2 separate regions of the Homo sapiens genome follow, and region 2 is linked to region 1. Evidence: read pairs that join two places in POLR2A ChIA-PET (ENCODE). Cell type or tissue: OCI-LY7. All regions are shown on one strand. Each heading gives the region's core, and the rest is flanking DNA. Links, peaks and the distances in the headings are about the cores only. Region 1 has its middle 34 kb from the start of LINC01627. Region 2 has its middle 41 kb from the start of ZCCHC7.

Region 1 (2,909 bases), core at 257-2,756:
AAACCCCGTCTCTACTGAAAATACAAAAAATTAGCTGGGTGTGGTGGTGCACACCTGTAGTCCCAGCTACTCGGGAGCTGGGACCACAGACGTGTGCCACCACACCCGGCTAATTTTAGTTTTTGGAGAGACAAGATCTCACTAATTTGACAGGCTAGTCTCAAACTCCTGGACTCAAGCAAATCTTCCCATCTTGGCCTCCCAAAGTGCTGGAATTACAGGGGTGAGCCACCATGCCTGGCCAATCTTTTTTTTTTTTTTTTTTTTTTTTTTTACTTTTAGTAGCGATGAGATCTTGCTGTGTTGCCAGACTGGTGTCCAACTCTTGAGCTCAAGTATTCTCCTGCCTCAGCCTCCCAAATGTTGGGATTACAGGCGTGAGCCACCATGCCCAGCCCCAAGTATCTTTTTGTAAGAAGAACTGTTCTGAGATTATGGCTGTAGCGAATGACATTGGTGTTTCATTCATATCTCCATCCGTCAGGGGGCTGCCTAAACCCAATTTACCTGGCTTAAACAATGACTAATTAAAAAAAAAAAAAGATACACACACTACAGCTCCATTGCCCCTTACTAGGGCAACTTTGAGGTGTGGCCTACACTCTTTCTAGCGTTCCCTGTGAGTCTGAAAGTTCCTCTTTATGAGACATGACTTGATAAGCATCCAGCTTGGCTTCCTTCTCTTCTTTTCCCTGTCTCACTTCCCTCCCCACTCCTTTACTGGGTTTTCATGGAATCATTTCCCAGGAAATCATTTTAAGAGGTAACTTAGGCCGGGCACGGTGGCTCACGCCTGTAATCCTCAGCACTTTGGGAGGCCGAGGTGGGTGGATCACGAGGTCAGGAGTTCTAGACCAGCCTGGCCAACATAGTGAAATGCCGTCTGTACTAAAAATAGAAAAATTGGCTGGGCGTGGTGGCACGTCCCTGTAGTCCCAGTTACTTGGGAGGCTGAGGCAGAAGAATTGCTTGAACTTGGGAGGTGGAGTTGCAGTGAGCTGAGACCATGCCATTGCACTCCAGCCTGGGTGACAGAGTGAGACTCCATCTCAAAAAAAAAAAAAAAAAAAAAAAGTAACATATATTAAACGAACAGAAAAACTTTTGGCTCAAATCACACACCAATCAGCTTCATCCTGTGATTCACTGCATGGCAATGTGTAATAAATCACCAAAACATTGGTGCTTCTTTGAAATGGAAAGTCCAACTGTGAGATCTAAGGGCCTATGTTGGATTTGGATCCTGGTGAGGGTTCCTTCCTACAGCCTAATGACATTCTGACCCAATTAAGTGTCCCATCAGATTAGTCTCCAACTCTTTCCTCCCCTCACTAGCTGAATCCCTTTGTTCTCACACCACAGTTCTATATTTTTCTTGCCAGGGCTCAAGCCATAGCCTGGCACTCTAGTGTTTGTTTCCATGATTCCTAAACTATTAATTTCCCTCAGCTGGCTGAGTCTCCAGTGGCCCAGATCCTCCACAAAGTGGTCCAGACTGTAGACCTTCATGCCATGGAACTAGTGTTCCTTATTTCACATGAATGGCCATGTCCAACCAGTCTCTCAAACACTGGCAATATGATGAAATGCAAAGCCTTGTAAGACAAGGGCACATCCTGTTAGATGTGGAAGGCAACGTGAACTCTCTCTCGAGTGAACAGAATTCCATTTGAGAAATAGCTGGGGTTTCAACTAGGGTTTCTGAACCTCAGCGCTATTGACATTTTGGGCCAGATTCATTGTGGGAAGCTAGTCTGTGCATTGTAGGATATTTAGCAACATCTCTGGCTTCTACTTATTAGATGCCAGCAGCATCCTCCTTTTGTTGAGAAAGCGAAGCATAAGACCAGGGGATCAGGACAGCTATAAACAAATGAAAGGCTCCCTTATTTTGTATGTAATTTTTTGTTGGCAGAAGAATTTTCAGTTGTTTCCTATGAGAAGCTTCTCTCCACATCTTTTAAAAACAGATTTTCCCTATATTGCTAATCCTGTCTCTCCTTACACAGACAAACCCACATCAATCTTTTCACTGCAGCACTAATGAATAATGTTTCTTTGCTGCCCATCAGAGTGGCAAAGAGACAAGGGAATGGCAATATTCCATGTGATTGTGGGAATGGGGAGATGAATACTCACAAACTGCCAGGGACATATAAATGATTGGGGAAGAATCTGACTTGGGAATATAATTTGGCATCATGTATTAAAACTTTTATGAAATATATGCATGCTCTCTGACCCTAAATTCCATTTTATCACAATTGAATAAATGGAGAAGATATTATGTAGAAGAATTTTTCAAAAATAATAAAAATTGGAAACAAAATGCTCGACAGGGAGCTGATTAAATCATGGCACAGCCATATAATAGAACATCATGCAAAAGTGCAGACATGTATTTGTTCCCAAAGTAAGTGAAAAACAGGTTACAAAACAATGTATACATAGGTATAGAAAAGTCTGAAAAAATAGACACTAATAATTTTAACTACATTTTTGTGTGAAAGAATCACATATGACTTGTTTTTAACATTTTTCCCCCTTAAAATGATTACATAATCTTTGTATAACAGAAAAATAAAGAGCTACTAATAAGTACTGCAAATAGCAAGGTCCATGAAAGCAAGACTTTCCATGGAGAAAATGGGAGACTGGTTCCCCTTGCTCTGTTTTGAGAAGGCCAAACACAAACCAAGGTAGAACCCAAGATAGGAGCCACTCAAGCTGCTTCAAATCAAAGTTGGGCCAGAGGTAAGATGTTTAGAATCTTCTTAATCCTACCAACTATACAGATCTTTACTGTTTTGGACATTTGCTTTTCTTCTCTTGTATTTATCCATGTAAAGTCTTATTTAATTAATGGTTGAATCTATACATATTTTAAACTCCCCATTGTTGTATGAAGA
Region 2 (2,909 bases), core at 91-2,590, 280 kb after region 1:
ATTATCATATTAATATAATCCTCACTTGCGATCCTTCCTGACTTTATTCCCCATCCTCAGATTCTCTTGAAAGCATAATGCCTTCCTAAGTATACACACAATCCATTTAAAAGTCTTTGTATGCGACAGCCTAACTATTCAAACACGAAGTCATTTCTCTAACGGTCCTAGAAAAAATTTTTTAAAAGAAAAAGAAAACCACAAAGTCAAGAGCTTCTGAGGGGACCTGAAAAGTCATCAAATTGAACGCTCTCGTTTTATAGTTGGAGAAACTTATTCACTGAGCTAAAAGGGCCCTACTAATGGAGCCCCTAATTCAACTGTGTAATCTGATATAATCTTAAATTCAGCCTCAATAAGAGCTTTCTGGAATCGCCAGCGAGTCCGTGGGGGAGCCACGGCTAGAACCCAGGCCTCCTGATTCCCAGCCACAGCTTTTCCACCGAACCGGCAGCTCTTCCCAAAAGTTGAAGGCAACTGTCCGCTCACCGTCCAAGACTACTCGTTTTACATGAGGAAAGGGTCACAGCTCCCGAAATTTTGGATTCCACGGCGGCAGCTGCTGCTTCTGACAGCAGAGGCGGGAGGTGGCCCAGGACTACTCGGTCCTCAAAGACTGGACTCTCTCTCGGCGCGCCCGGACCTCCGCGCTTCACTGACTGGCTTCCCTAGAAGACTGGGGGCCTTGCGGGGAGATAAAAAGGGCAGACACGCCACCCCCACCGAGGCCCTGGACGCCCAGCCGCCCTAGAATCACGACCTTAGCCCTTGGAAAGCCAGGGAGATGCGGACCCCCTAGACCCGCAGCCCGGCCGCGTGGGGCGGCGCGCAGCTGAGGGACCAGGAGCTGCGCCCCACCACAAGTGAGGGGCGGACCGGAGACGCCGAGGTCGGCGAGGGGGCACGCGCTAGTTCCACAGCTCGGCTGGCGAGACGGAGGGTAGGCAGGGGTCCCAGGCCGCGGGTGACTCGGGGTCCGTCACATACATACTCACTGCCGTAGCTGCAAACAGAAAGCACCAAACAGGGACCAAAACGCGTAGAGGGACGGGGAGGGGCGAGGACAAATGAGGTAAGGAGGCCGCGTCCGCGCAGACCCGGGAGGAGAGAAGGCACTTCCGGGACAACACAGCCCTAGGCGTCGCCTTCTGTGTCCGCCCACCTGTCGCGCCTGGTATGCGCATGCGTACTAAGTGCGAACCTTTCTCTGCCCCGCCCATAATCTTTAGATTTGCCTTCCATGCTTTGCCCCTTCCCCTTCCCATCTTCTCTTGAAGTTACCTAGATTGCGTCTATTATTTGAATGACTCGTACAAAAGAGATGCTATTTATCGGGCAAAAGCCGGGAGTTCGTGCCCTCTACGCCCGCAAGGAAAACTACAACTCCCATGAGGACACGGGTGAGATTGAGGCCGGGCTCCGCCTCCTTCTCCCTGGAGCTTGGTGGACGCCTTCCCAGTGCCACGTGGCGGGGAGCTGATCTGATCGCGGGCGTGACGACGGCCCGCACGGCTAGCTGCTTGGCCCGCGGGCCTGGGCAGCCCTGGAGCGGGAAACGCCTCCGTGAGAACGCATGGCTTCAAGCTTCTCCCTTGCGCTCCTGATCTTAGGCTGATCGCTTTTACCTTTAGGTTGAAGTTGAACACAGTTCACACTGTGCTCTTCCTCCCCCTCTTTCTGGAATTCCAGGCAACAGATTTAACACTTTATGAATCTTGAAGAGCTGCACTCCTCCTAAATATTGCAGTTAATGCTGATCCTTTGGAAGCCTCCGAAGGCCACAAGGCTGTGATGGGAGCCTCTGGCTTCAGTTGCCTTTCTCACACCTTATTTTAATACTCAAGGTAAACCCTTCTGTACAACTTTAGAAATAACTGTCAACCTAAAGGAAAAACGGAGGCAAAGTTAATATAAATAGAGAATTTATTTGGGCCAAGTCTCAAGAATGCAAACTGGGAGCATCACTTCAAGTTACCCTTAATTTAATACATGATCTTAGCAGCAGTTTCAAGTGAGTTCTTTGTTTTGTTGGCCAGGAAGCTTGAACTCTTGTCTCAAAGGAATTGATCCTTCCATCTCTGCCTCCCAAAGTACTGGGATTACAGGTGTGGGCGACTGCACCCGGCTACAAGTGAATTTTTAAAGGAAAAAAAAAGAAGAGGCCCTTGCTAAATTGTATTCCAAGAATTTACATTAAAATAACAACCTATCCATTGGCTATACTTGTTCTTTCTATCACGGATTCTGGGAACACGAAGATAAAGGGTGATGCTTGTACAGGGCAGAAAAGAACAAAGTGCCTTTAAACAATTGCTAGTGTACATGGGGATGGTGCTAACTGACATCTCATACTCAGGTCTCTCTGGGTCTGATAAATTTTGAATGCCTGGCCGGGCTGGTGGGGTTGCTCACACTCGTAATCTCAGCATTTTGGGAGCCTAAGGGGGAAGGATCTCTTAAGGCCAAGAATTCGAAACCAGCCTCGGTAATATACCAACAGGCTATCTCTTAAAAAATTTTAAAAATTAGCCAGGCACGGTGATGCATCATGCAACCGTGCTCCATCCTGGGTGACAGACTGAGATCCTGTCTCAAAAAATAAGATAAAGAATAAATCTCCTTTTTATAAAATCTTTTTATAAAAATTAAATAAAAATTAAAATTTTTAAATAATTCAAATTTTAAATATTAGCTAGGTGTGATGGGGCACGCCTGTAGCTCTAGTTACTCAGGAGGCTGGGGCGGGAGGATTGCTTGAGCCTGGAAGTTCAAGGTCACTGTGAGCTGTGATTACACCACTGCACTCCAGCCTGGATAAGAGACCCCATAACTTTAATTAAAAAAAAATGGGGGACTGGGCACGGTGGCTCATGGCTGTAATCCCAGCACTTTGGGAGGGTGAGGTGGGA

Evidence for each region. ChIA-PET counts read pairs that join two places held together with the same protein. Peaks named below come from ENCODE experiments on the same cell type or tissue, not always from the same donor. Only the 100,000 strongest peaks of a DNase experiment are listed, where the experiment ranks them.
Region 2: POLR2A ChIA-PET joins it to region 1 with 7 read pairs; 4 of 35 experiments call an interaction of 5 or more read pairs at or near these places.

What each region holds. Positions count from the first base shown.
Region 1 is chr9:37,359,290-37,362,198 of GRCh38, reverse strand. No RefSeq gene overlaps it. Among named protein-coding and RNA genes, the nearest start is that of LINC01627, 34 kb to the left of the region's middle. In OCI-LY7, for the core only: no CTCF peak of the experiment used is centred there; no DNase peak of the experiment used is centred there.
Region 2 is chr9:37,078,117-37,081,025 of GRCh38, reverse strand. It overlaps the pseudogene EBLN3P. Among named protein-coding and RNA genes, the nearest start is that of ZCCHC7, 41 kb to the left of the region's middle. RefSeq lists an enhancer at 946-1,425. In OCI-LY7, for the core only: no CTCF peak of the experiment used is centred there; DNase peaks (open chromatin) are centred at 1,155 and 1,425; H3K4me3 peaks cover 2,463 bases; H3K27ac peaks cover 2,485 bases.